Regions from separate parts of the Mus musculus genome. Here all the other regions are linked to region 2. Evidence: chromatin contacts called from ENCODE Hi-C or POLR2A ChIA-PET data. All regions are on one chromosome and are shown on one strand. The core of a region is the stretch at or near the end of the contact, and the rest is flanking DNA. Distances in the headings are between cores, read along the strand shown. Region 1 overlaps 2610307P16Rik (RIKEN cDNA 2610307P16 gene). Region 2 overlaps 2610307P16Rik (RIKEN cDNA 2610307P16 gene). Region 3 holds the start of Sox4 (SRY (sex determining region Y)-box 4).

Region 1 (3,631 bases), core at 268-2,767, 85 kb after region 2:
GAGGGGGGGAAGAGAGGGGAGGGGGAGGGAGAGGCGGGGAGTAGGTGATTATATTCATGTGCCTGGGGTCAAAGGTCAAAGTAATGTTTTTGTTAGTTGCTTCCCACCTTTTCTTTTTTGAGACAGGATTTTTCTTGGGAGCCCAAACTCACCAGTTGAGCCAGGCTAGCTGGCTAGGGAGCCCTGGGGCCCTCCCACCTTCCTTTCCCCAGCTCTTGGATTTCTGGAGCACACAGCTGTGCCTGTCTTTCATGTGGGTGTTGGAGATCAGACTGAGGACATCATATTTGCCCTTGCTCAGTAAGGACTTTATGGACGGAGCCATCTCCTCGAGCCTGATTTTTTTTTTTAATTTATATTTCAATCATTAACAGAACTATGACATAATCATTTTCATTCTTTGGTTACTGTTGAGTCATTTATGAAAGATCTGAGACTTTTTAAAAGAAAGATTGATTTTCTTGCACAGTCACTGTGTATAAACTTCTATGCTTATACCAGACCCTTTCACACCAAGGGTTTGTTGCTTATTGATTCGCGCATATTAAAACCAGGATATGAAAGAGTCAGTTTACCAGTATGAACTAGAAAACCCTAAAGAACTTTAAAAAGAAAGAAGGAATGAAAAAGCCATCTGGGGCCTGAGCAGCAATTTGGGGTTTACTGATGCTCTGGTTGGCAGGCTGTCTGGGCAGCTGGATCTAGGTTGCACCCTGAGTATTTTCTCTTTCCATTTGGACAGGCATGGAGGTGTTGAGTCCGTAATCTGGACCTTGTGAGAGCCAAGTCCGTGTTATGGAGTAGTTCTGTTTTGCACACGGTTGTCCTAATTTCCCCTCTTCTTTACTTGCCCACTAGAAGGGAAAAAAGTAATCAGAGGTGTTGCTGGGTGGAGCCCTCCTTTGATTGCAATGCCCCAGGGGTTTCTAAGTTAACAAATTAAAGCTTTAGGGCTGACTGAGCCGCTTGCTTGGTCTTGGTGGGCGCAGCAGCTTTTCCGTGCCTTCTCATGTTCCTGCCCTCCCTTCCCACTCCAGAAAAGAAACTGAACTCAGAGGCTTTGCCTGAGGAAAGGCTGGCTTGAGGAGCCGAGGGACTGATGACCACAGCTGCAGAGAGGGAAGGCCAGCATATTCTTGGAAGGTGTGGGATGAGAAACGCACTCCCTTCCCTTCCCTGCTTTTGCAGTCATGCCTGGTGTGCCTCAGAGCTAGGATACACGGGCGGGGGAGGGTGGAGCGTGGGGAGGGCTAAGATTAGGGAGAGAGGAGGTGAAACTCTCCTGGGAGTTGGAGACCAGAAATAAACATCCAAAGGAGCTGGGACAAACCCTCTGGCTGCCCTCCTGAGGTTCAGGGGTGGATCAGGAGGGTCCGAGCCAGGGAGGCAGTAGCCTGAGTCTTGGAGGAGGAAGATCTCGCTGGCTGCCTCCTCCTCCTCTCTGCTGGGGTCCCTGAAGCCAGTGCAGGAAGTGGGCGGGATTCTGCTAGAGTTTATTGAAAAAACAGCTGCCTGGCTCCATTTCCCTCCCCCACAACGGCCCATCCTCGCTGTGGCTCAGGATAGAACTATGCTGTAAACTTTGGCATGAATCAAGCATGCTGATACTCTCTCAAACAGCAACTTTTTCTTTCTCTCCCCCCTCCCGCTTTTTTTTTTTTGGCACAGAGTCATTCGTTTGAGGCTGGGGGAGAGGAACAGAAAGACTAAATAAAATGTGGTACAGTGGTTCTAGAAATGATTTGATCTGGTCCAGTAAAGGTCCAGAGTTCACCGACTGGACCTGAAGGACCCAAGTGAGAATAAGGTCAGGAGCCAGTTTTTGAAAGTGGTGAGCAGACGTCAGGACTTGAAGGCCTGCTTGCTCTTTTTCTGTTACTGTCATAACGTCTTGGACAGAATCTACCCTAGGAAAACACTGTCAGTGCCTGTAAGTTTGTGACTTCGTTTTTTTGACCAAGAATTGCTTAGGAGGTTGAAGGGGACAGGAAATAGCTAGGAGCCAGGGTACCACTGGGCAGAAGTATATATGTGTGTGTGTGTGTGTGTGTGTGTGTGTGTGTGTGTGTGTGTATGTGCGTGTGTTGATTAGGACCCGCAGATGGCAAGCAGCAGCTGTTTTATGGTGTGAATTGTTTGCTCAGAAGATTTTCAGAAGCTAATTCTCCGTGGAGGTTGGTTTGCCAAGTGACTTGTTTCCTTTTTTCTTGTTTCCCGACCTATTTTCCTCTTTGTGTGTGTGTGTGTGTGTGTGTGTGTACCCTAGCTGACCTTGAGGCTCTAAGAGTTGCTTAAAACCTGAGACTGTTAAGTTCTGAGAGGGTTGCTTGCACCAGGAGGCTCCTGGCTCAGGTTTACTTCAGACCTGAAGGTGAGGGCGGATGCAAAGGAGAAGGCTGCAGAGGGAAGGGCTTCCCCTGTCTTGTCTGAGATCCGAAAGGCTGTGCCTGGCCCCCCTCTGCTCTGGCTTTACTGTGAACTCTTGCTCTTGCGTTGACCCTTTCCCTTGGCCTTCTATTAAACCTGACCTGTGTCTCTTCCTCCACTTAACGTGAGAGAATATTTTTTTTTTCAGGGACATTTATGAGTAGTGAGTTAAGATGTCTCTAAAATTCACTAGTGGTAGAGGCCTTAGGGCATGGTTAACCAGTTCTGTTATCCCCCTTCAATATTTTCTTTCTGTTAATACCCCATGTGTGGCTTGTATTTGCTTGAACAACTCGAGAAAGCATCCTCAGCTGTATTGTAGGAAGCAAAGTAACTCTCACGCTCTTGCATGAAAGCATGACACAGAGTCTGGGGCCCTGGGATGGTAGAACTTAAAAGGCCAATTAATAACATTTATTTGTTTTTGTTTTTGGAGAACCCAGGGCCTTGTGTATGCTAAACACAGGCTCTTCCAACTCTGGTCTACATTACTTATTAGTAATAGAGGTTACTTATTATTGTTATTGTTTTGTGTGTGTGGTATATGGTGTGTATGCATGTGTATGGGGTCATGTGTATGCGAGTGTACATACAGGCCAGAGACTGGTTATTATTGGTGTCTTCTTTAATTATTATTACTTTTTAGATTTAATATTCATTTTTATTTATTTTATATTATGTATAGATGTGTATGCATGAGCATGAGTTTGTATTCTTAAGTGCAGTGCTCACAGAGGCCAGAGATGTCAGATTCCCTGGAGTGGTCGTTAGGCACTTATGAACTACCAGACATAGGTGCTGGGAACAAAACTCAGTCTCTGCAGGCACATTGCGTGCTCTTAGCCCCAGGGCAGTCTCTTTACTCTGCAGTCCCCTCCACTTTATTTTTGAGGTAGTGGTTCCACTGAACATGGGACAGTGAACTGGAGCTCATTGCTTCAGCAAGATTAGCTGGAGAGCCAGCTCTAGGGATCCTCCTGTCTCCTTTTCCTGGCCACTAGAATTCCAGAGGCCTGTCACCATGCCTGGCTTTGTTCTTGTGAGTTGGGATAGAACTCAGGTCTTCATGTTTGCATAGAAAGCACTTAACCAGCTGAGTTCTCTCTCTCCAGACCAGAGCTGTCACTTCAGTGATTAATTTCACAGTGTGTGCACTGCATTTTGTGGGTACCTTAAAAGATACACTTTGGCCCAGTATCGTGGC
Region 2 (3,812 bases), core at 609-3,108:
TTGATTTCAGGGAACTGAAAGGAGTCTTTTGTCCTTGGGCAAACCACACATTCCACAGACCAATTTGCAAAAGCCAGATTTGTGAGTGATGGAGGGCCCATTGAAGGGAAAAAGCCACTTTGTTGGGAGTAGGGCAGAGGTGAAAGGGTGAGCATGACAGATGTCAGTTTTGTGTATTCCAGAGTCCCATTTTCTAGCAGTCTGACCCATAGTAGGCCATGAGCGCCTAATTGTCACATGACTCCTCAGTGGAAGATTCGGGGGGGGGGGGGTACATTTGGAGTCTTACTGTTTTTCTGCACTCTCTGGAGAACTTCCCCAAGGAGGGGATAGTCACCTTCCAGACAGATTTTTTTTTTTAAGAATTATTTATTTATTTTATGTTTATGTAGCTGTCTCCACACACACCGGAATAGGGCATCGGATCCCATTACAGACGGTTATGAGCCACCATGTGGTTGCTGGGAATCGAACTCAGGACCTCTGGAAGAGCAGTCAGTGCTCTTAACCATGGAGCCATCTCTCCAGCCCTCCAGACAGATTTTTTTTTCCACCAGAAAATGCCCAGAGTCTGTTTTCAGTTGTATTTACTTTTGTAGTTTTGTAGTTAAAGGCGTTCTCCAAGTGACTCTGGGAACTGCTGGAAATGAGGAAGTCTAGCAGGGGACCCAGAGGTCATCACTGTCCATGTCTAAGTTAGACAAAGATAGAAAAGTTCGTCTGGGACTCACCACTCCCACTCTCTCTGGGGCTGAAACCACCCATTGGCATCATACGTCTTTTCCTGTATTTTAAAAATATAGCCTATAATTTTGCACACTAAATTTGCCTGTGTTGACTTTGGCATCAGCTTCGTCTCTCTTCCCTGACAGATAGACAGACAGATTGACAATCAGACAGTCTCTCCCCTCTCCCCTCTCTCCCTCTCCTTCCCCCTCCCCTTCCCCTCCAAAGGGCATCCAAAAGGAATCCGAATGTAGAGGTATCCCAGGAAGCATTGCTTCATGATGACCAGTCAGCTCACCCGCTTCCCACTTTGCCCCAGTTCTTCACTTGCTCTAGTGGAGACGACCTTGGCCACCAATGAACACCTGGCTACATTACTGACAGTGTGGAAAGATGGGAGAGGGGACTTGTGGGAAACACTCATTTACAGTTCAGCAGAGGTAGAGCAAGGCCAGCTGTGTGCATGAGACTGTCTCCTGGGTGTGGCGCCTGTCATTAGGAGGAAGGCAGCCCCTTCCTCCTTTCAGGTATACTCAGTGTTGACTTAATCTCAAAGGGACGAGCTCGGGGTGAGGAATAGATCTGTGAGGAGTTTCCTGTTGCTGGGTTTTGTTTTTGTTTTTTCCCCCCATCTGTCCAGGCACTTTGTATGCCCAATTCATTACTACTTTTAGAAACATATAATAACCGAGAAGGAGTTTGCTAATGTACAACTCTGCCTTTGAGGGTATGGAGAACCTGCCCAAGGCCACTTGAAATCTAACAGATGTTCTCTGATCCAAAACAAGTTGTCTCTGTTTAGTGCCTATCAGTTTCAGATGCTGTTGACAATGGCATGCCAGATAAGGGAAGAGGAGAAGAACAGACTTGTAAAGATTTTTTTTAAACTGATGTCTCCCCCCACCCCCTTCCGCTACTGCTGCCCACTGCCTTTGCTACATAACTGGCAAAGCTCCCCACAGAGGTGCACAGCTTTGAGACCTTGCTCCCTCCCAGCTGGTGTCCTGTTTTGGGATGTTGGGGAAATTTTAGGCCACAGTTCCTTGTGAGAGGAAGTGAGTCACTGGGGTCTGGCCTTGAGACTTCAGAGCTCAGCCTGTTTCTGGTCAGCTCTTTGCTTCCTTTTCTGTGTAGATTCGAGGAGTCCCAGCTATATGTCCCTGTCACCTTGGAGGCTGACTGCCATGCCTTCCAGTCCTGATAGAGACTGTATTTCTCAAACCATGAGCCGAAGGAGCCTCTCCTTAAACTGCTCTTGTCAGAAATTTGGTCACTACAATGAAAGAAACTAATGTAAATAAAGTGGTCTCTTTTTACACAGGGCCCTCTCGGGGTTGGGGTGGGGGTGGGGGGTGAAACTAACACTTTTTTTTTTTTTTTTTGATTTAAGAATCAGTCATTTTGGGCTGGGCATTGTTTGCGAATGCCTTTATTCCCAGCACTTGGGAGGCAGAGGCAGGCTGATCTCTGAGTTCCAGGCCAACCTTGTCTACAGAGTGAGTTCCAGGACAGCCAGGACTACACAGAGAAACCCTGTCTCGAAAAACAAAAACAAAATCATTCATTTTTTTATTTGTACTCATGAATTAACCTTTATTTTTGGAAAGCTAAATCTAAAGTTTCTTTAAATCAGTGTAAACAAATGAAGCACTTTTCAGTAGTCACACCTCTTAAATATCTTATTTTTGAGAATTCAAGATTTTAAGCTGCATGATGGTGTCCGACGCCTTTAATCCCAGCACTGGGGAGGTGGAGGGAGGCTGATGGATCTCTGGGAGTTTAAAGACAGCCTGGTCACTTACAGAGTCAGTTCTAAGACAGCCAGGGATACACAGAGTTCTAGCTGGCCTAGGACACAGAGAAACCCTGTTTCAAGATGTATTACATTTTTCTGAAGTAGCAGTTCATAGGCACAAATAATTTTTCTGAAGTAGTAGTATATAGGCACAAATAACTTCACATATGATAATTTTTGTATTTGATTCACAAAATGTGTGTATGTGCGCACACATACACACACAGCAAGAATCACTGTCACACAACACTTGACAAGAAAATATTTTCTATTTCTACTGCTCTACAGGACTCCTTTTTAGTTATAAAACAAAACAACAACAACCCCCCACCCCCACCCCAAAAGCCTTCTTAAATTCTGAGTGGACAATACCATCTTGCTAGCAGTAGGCACAATTAGCTGTAGACCAGTACTGTAGAGCAGCCTGCAGGTCACTTTCATCTGGTTAACTGAATCTTGATCCCTGTTGGTTGCTAAGTCCTATTTCTTCCTCCTACCTCTGTGCCAGCATCCCACTTTGATCCCAGGTCTTTGACTACTTACATACCTTACACAATGAAGTTAGCTGGCCCTACACCTCTCTACTGGTTTATTTCTCTTAGTGTAGTATCTACCAGGTTTGCTTATGTGGTTGGAGTTTTTTAGAACTCCCCTCTTCTTAAAGGTTGAATAATAATTCTGTTTTGTGTTTGTGTATGCATGTGTGCATGCTCTCTCTCTCCCCCCCAACCTCTCCCTCCCCTCCCCCCTCTCTTTCACACACACAGCACATTTTCTTTGTCCACTTACCTGCTGATAAACGTGTTGATGCCTTGACCATCTTGGCTATTTTGAATGGGGCTGCAGTAATCTGGGGAGTAGCTATTAATGCCTTTGAGGGATTCCGATTTCAGTGCTTTTGAATCCAAGAGTTGGACTGTCAGATTCCATGGTAGTTTTAGCTCTAGTTTTTCTAGACTTTTCTTTTTCCACCATTTTGCAGCCTCACCAAAGAGGCTTTTCATTTTCTCCATGAAGCTTGTCTTAAAGGAATTTTTAAAAAGTGACAGCCATCCTAACAGGTGTGTGAGCTCCACTGCGGTTGATAGGAACATTTGCATTTCCTTGATGATTTGTGACATCAAACTGAGAACTTTCTGTATAGCCTAGAAAACACAGGGAAGGACCTGAGCTATGAAAATTGGAGTTTCATATCTGTAATTCATATATATGAGGAGAGATGTTAATCTACCCAAGAGTCTAGGAGCTGACACAAGTCAATAGTAAACTACCTCAAACCAATACAACCCGA
Region 3 (3,850 bases), core at 1,104-3,603, 110 kb before region 2:
AATACATCTCCTTATTTTTGTCATAATAAAAATACTGATTTTGTAGACAATAGACCTTTTAGGATAACCCAGATGCCATTTTGATGGCATCTTAAGAAGGTACATCTGTGGGTATCAGAAAAAAAAACAAAAAAAAACAAAAAAAAAAACACATATGCCTTGCAAAACACTTTTCTTGGTGGAGGTTTTTTTCTTGAAGGAGTGCATACTATTTTAGGATTTCCTCCTCTGGGAATTAAAAAAGGGCTGTGATGGGTAGCAAATAGTCAAAAAAAAAAAAAATTACTTGCTTTTTACCCACAAAACATTCTTGCCTGCAGTTGATCTTAGAGACCCAGTCAGCTGTCTCCATAGGGTACTCTTTCCAGTAAATGTCTAATTCTTGACACCCTCGGCCTCCTTCCAGCCTAAATACTCTGAATGTGTGACAAGGTAAATGGAAATATACCACCCAGCACTACTGTGCTCTCAATCAAGAGCTGGCTCTAAGTTGGCCTCCTCTGTTACTAGCCTGAGGGAAATCAGTTTATCATCGTATTAAAGGTGAGTTTTCACTAGAGTCCCAATGCTCAGATCTTGGGAAAAGGGTGGTTTGTGTAACTAAGTTGTTCTATATTCTAAGTATTATCTGCATGTGTTCGCTCTTTGAGACAAGGACTTGGGTAGCTGGAGCTGTCCTGGAATTCTTTTTTTTTTTTTTTTTCCCTTGGTTTTTCGAGACAGGGTTTCTCTGTGTAGCCCTGGCTGTCCTGGAACTCACTTTGTAGACCAGGCTGGCCTCGAACTCAGAAATCCGCCTGCCTCTGCCTCCCAAGTGCTGGGACTACAGGCGTGCGCCACCACCGCCCAGCTTGTCCTGGAATTCTTAAGCATCAGCGGATGATCTTGAACTCCTGATCTTCCTGAAGGCACCTCCCAAGTACTGAGATAACAAACGGGGACCACCAAAGGGGCTTTCGATTACGTTTCACCACCGGTGACCACCTCCCACCTTAGTCTCTCGAACATCGTGCTGCTCTTACTAGAAGTGGCATTTGCATTAGGGAGAACTCGGAATGTGTGTTAGAATCCAGAGGGCTCAGGACACACATCCGTGGTTTATAATCACACACTCACCGGGCACTAACACAAGCCCTCTATAAAGCTCACAAGGTTCCCAAAGCACAGAAGAGGAGGACAATGAGACCCAGAAAGAAAGATCAGGAGAGGGACTTGAGATAGGTCCAGCAGCCCACTCCCCTGTGCCACCCCTTTCTCTTCTTGGTCTTTTAGGCCCAATTGCTTCAAGTAGCACAGACACACGGGAGACAATGGGTAAGAAAGAGAGGGGGAAGGAGAGCACATAGCGAACCCATCTATCCTTTGGATATTGTGGAAAACAAACATTTAGAAAGTGAAGTCAATCCCATCCTGTATTCACCATGATCGCCCTATACAGAAATCACACAAAGTCTCTTATTGAGGTAATTATGGGCCACTGCCTTAGCGTTCCACAGAAAATCTTGTTTGGCCTACCCAGGATTTATAGGGGAAGTGAAATCATTAAATAACTAGTTAACCTCTGTTTGGCAAAAAGAGTAAGTAATTACTGAAAAGGGGAGAAAGAAAAAAAAAAAAAAAACCCTGCCTTTCACAAACAGCACAGATAGCATCCTGAAGGGATTTACACAATACACCAACGTTTGTTCTGTACCCAGAGTTGTTAAAATAATTGTGATGACAGGTGTCTAGGTACCACTTTCTTAATGGTTTTCAATATCCATTGATTTATTATTGTGGCTCCCCCCACTTACATCTCTAGCTCTAAGAAGGGGCTAAGAAAAGAGATTTTGCACCAAAGGCTGATTCTTTATTCCTGGGCTGAAAAGAACTAATAAAAATAATCACTCGGCTTTTAAGCAGAAAGCTTCCATTTACAGTATTTCACCCTTACCCCCCCTCCAAGCCCCTTGTTATCTAACATAATGGCTAGAATACATTTCCGTCTCTCCCCTTAATAACTTCATGCATTAACATCCTCTTCACACATGCGCGTGCGTGCGCGCGCGCGCGCGCGCACACACACACACACACACACAGAGGCAAACGCGCGCGCACCCAGCAAAAGGCGGAGGTGGGGGGGAAAGAGGCAGCAGAAATCTCAGCTGTACTTCTAGCCCTTTTAAAAAGTTTGCTCTGTAAATTGGAATGAGGTCAGATTTGGAGCTTCTCATTGCACGCGGAGATTATTATTGCATCGGGTTCCAAGCCAATGGGAAGGACGGGGGAGGGGCTTGGCACGAGGAAGCGTTAGTTACAGCGGCTGATTGGCTGTCTGAGAAAGGATAAAGAAGCGCGAGGCGGAATTGGGGTCTGCTCTAAGCTGCAGCCAGAGAAACAGAGTGAGGGGAAGAGGGCCGTCTCCCTCCCGGTTTCCAGTTCTTGCACGCTGTTTCTTAGAGAGTCTGCAGTGGGGGAACTCTGCCGGTAACCAGCTCCCCTTCTTGCAGGAGGGAGGGAGAAACATACATTTATTCATGCCGGTCTGTTGCATGCAAGCTTCTTGGCTTCCTACCTTGCAACAAAATAATTGCACCAACTCCTCAGCGCCGATTCCGCCCACAGAGAGTCCCGGAGCCAGAGTCGCTTTGGCTTTGCACTGCAGGAAAGGGACTTAGGCGCTAGAGACGATGTCGCTTTCCTGAGCTACCGCGAGCTCTCGTGAACTGCAATCGACTGCTTCAGGGAAAGGGGTGGGGGAAAGACTTGCCCCGGAGGCGGCGAGAAACTTGCGTTTGGAAGATACTCCGGCTACCAACGTTTGGAGAAACTCCTCGCCGCGGCCGACTCCAGCCTCGGTGCCCGCAGGGAGCACTTCAGCGGTGAGGGAGGACGGAGGGCCTCGGGGACTCTAGGTTGGCGGCGGGAGGCGGCCGCCCCTGGCCCGCGCGCCGCTCAGGGGACCCTGGTCTCCGCCCCGGGGAGCCCGCAGGGCCCGGCGACCGCGCCGCGAGCGTGTGAGCGCGCGTGGGCGCCCGGCAAGCCGGGGCCATGGTACAACAGACCAACAACGCGGAGAACACTGAGGCTCTGCTGGCCGGGGAGAGCTCGGACTCGGGCGCCGGCCTGGAGCTGGGCATCGCGTCCTCCCCGACGCCTGGCTCCACCGCGTCGACGGGCGGCAAGGCGGACGACCCCAGCTGGTGCAAGACGCCCAGTGGCCACATCAAGCGGCCCATGAACGCCTTTATGGTGTGGTCGCAGATCGAGCGGCGCAAGATCATGGAGCAGTCGCCCGACATGCACAACGCCGAGATCTCCAAGCGGCTAGGCAAACGCTGGAAGCTGCTCAAGGACAGCGACAAGATTCCGTTCATCCAGGAGGCGGAGCGGCTGCGCCTCAAGCACATGGCTGACTACCCTGACTACAAGTACCGGCCGCGAAAGAAGGTGAAGTCGGGCAACGCGGGCGCGGGATCGGCGGCCACAGCCAAGCCAGGGGAGAAGGGCGACAAGGTCGCGGGCAGCAGCGGCCACGCGGGAAGCAGCCACGCGGGGGGTGGCGCGGGCGGCAGCTCCAAGCCCGCGCCCAAGAAGAGCTGTGGCCCCAAGGTGGCGGGCAGCTCGGTCGGCAAGCCCCACGCTAAGCTGGTCCCGGCGGGCGGCAGCAAGGCGGCTGCATCGTTCTCTCCAGAGCAAGCTGCCCTGCTGCCCCTGGGGGAGCCCACGGCCGTCTACAAGGTGCGGACTCCCAGTGCGGCCACTCCGGCCGCCTCCTCCTCGCCGTCCAGTGCGCTGGCCACCCCAGCCAAACACCCTGCCGACAAGAAAGTGAAGCGCGTCTACCTGTTTGGAAGCCTGGGCGCTTCGG

Evidence for each region. Hi-C counts contacts between places; a loop is a spot of excess contacts on that map. ChIA-PET counts read pairs that join two places held with the same protein, here RNA polymerase II (POLR2A).
Region 1: a map of heart shows a loop between it and region 2 (2.0-fold over the local background). The contact joins two enhancer-like sites. A Hi-C loop is called at or near these places in 1 of 37 maps with a recorded cell type or tissue (heart). POLR2A ChIA-PET finds 5 or more read pairs at or near these places in 1 of 5 experiments (Patski).
Region 3: a map of heart shows a loop between it and region 2 (2.2-fold over the local background). The contact joins the promoter of Sox4 here to the enhancer-like site in region 2. A Hi-C loop is called at or near these places in 1 of 37 maps with a recorded cell type or tissue (heart). POLR2A ChIA-PET finds 5 or more read pairs at or near these places in 2 of 5 experiments (Patski and embryonic stem cell).

The regions. Positions count from the first base shown.
Region 1 is chr13:28,755,822-28,759,452 of GRCm38, reverse strand. The region is part of intron 3 of 2610307P16Rik (RIKEN cDNA 2610307P16 gene); the gene reads left to right. Among named protein-coding and RNA genes, the nearest start is that of Mir6368, 47 kb to the right of the region's middle. Within about 2 kb of position 1,517, at least 3 of the 3 ENCODE cell types and tissues checked have a DNase peak (open chromatin) inside an H3K27ac peak, as active enhancers do; they include heart, where a contact is called at or near this core.
Region 2 is chr13:28,841,002-28,844,813 of GRCm38, reverse strand. All of the region lies in intron 2 of 2610307P16Rik (RIKEN cDNA 2610307P16 gene), which reads left to right. Among named protein-coding and RNA genes, the nearest start is that of 2610307P16Rik, 43 kb to the left of the region's middle. Within about 2 kb of position 1,858, at least 1 of the 3 ENCODE cell types and tissues checked has a DNase peak (open chromatin) inside an H3K27ac peak, as active enhancers do; it is heart, where a contact is called at or near this core.
Region 3 is chr13:28,952,202-28,956,051 of GRCm38, reverse strand. It overlaps Sox4 (SRY (sex determining region Y)-box 4), which reads left to right and starts at 2,353. Exons shown (of 1, transcript NM_009238.3): 1 at 2,353-3,850. The coding sequence starts at 3,031. All of the region lies in intron 1 of Gm46405 (a long non-coding RNA gene), which reads left to right.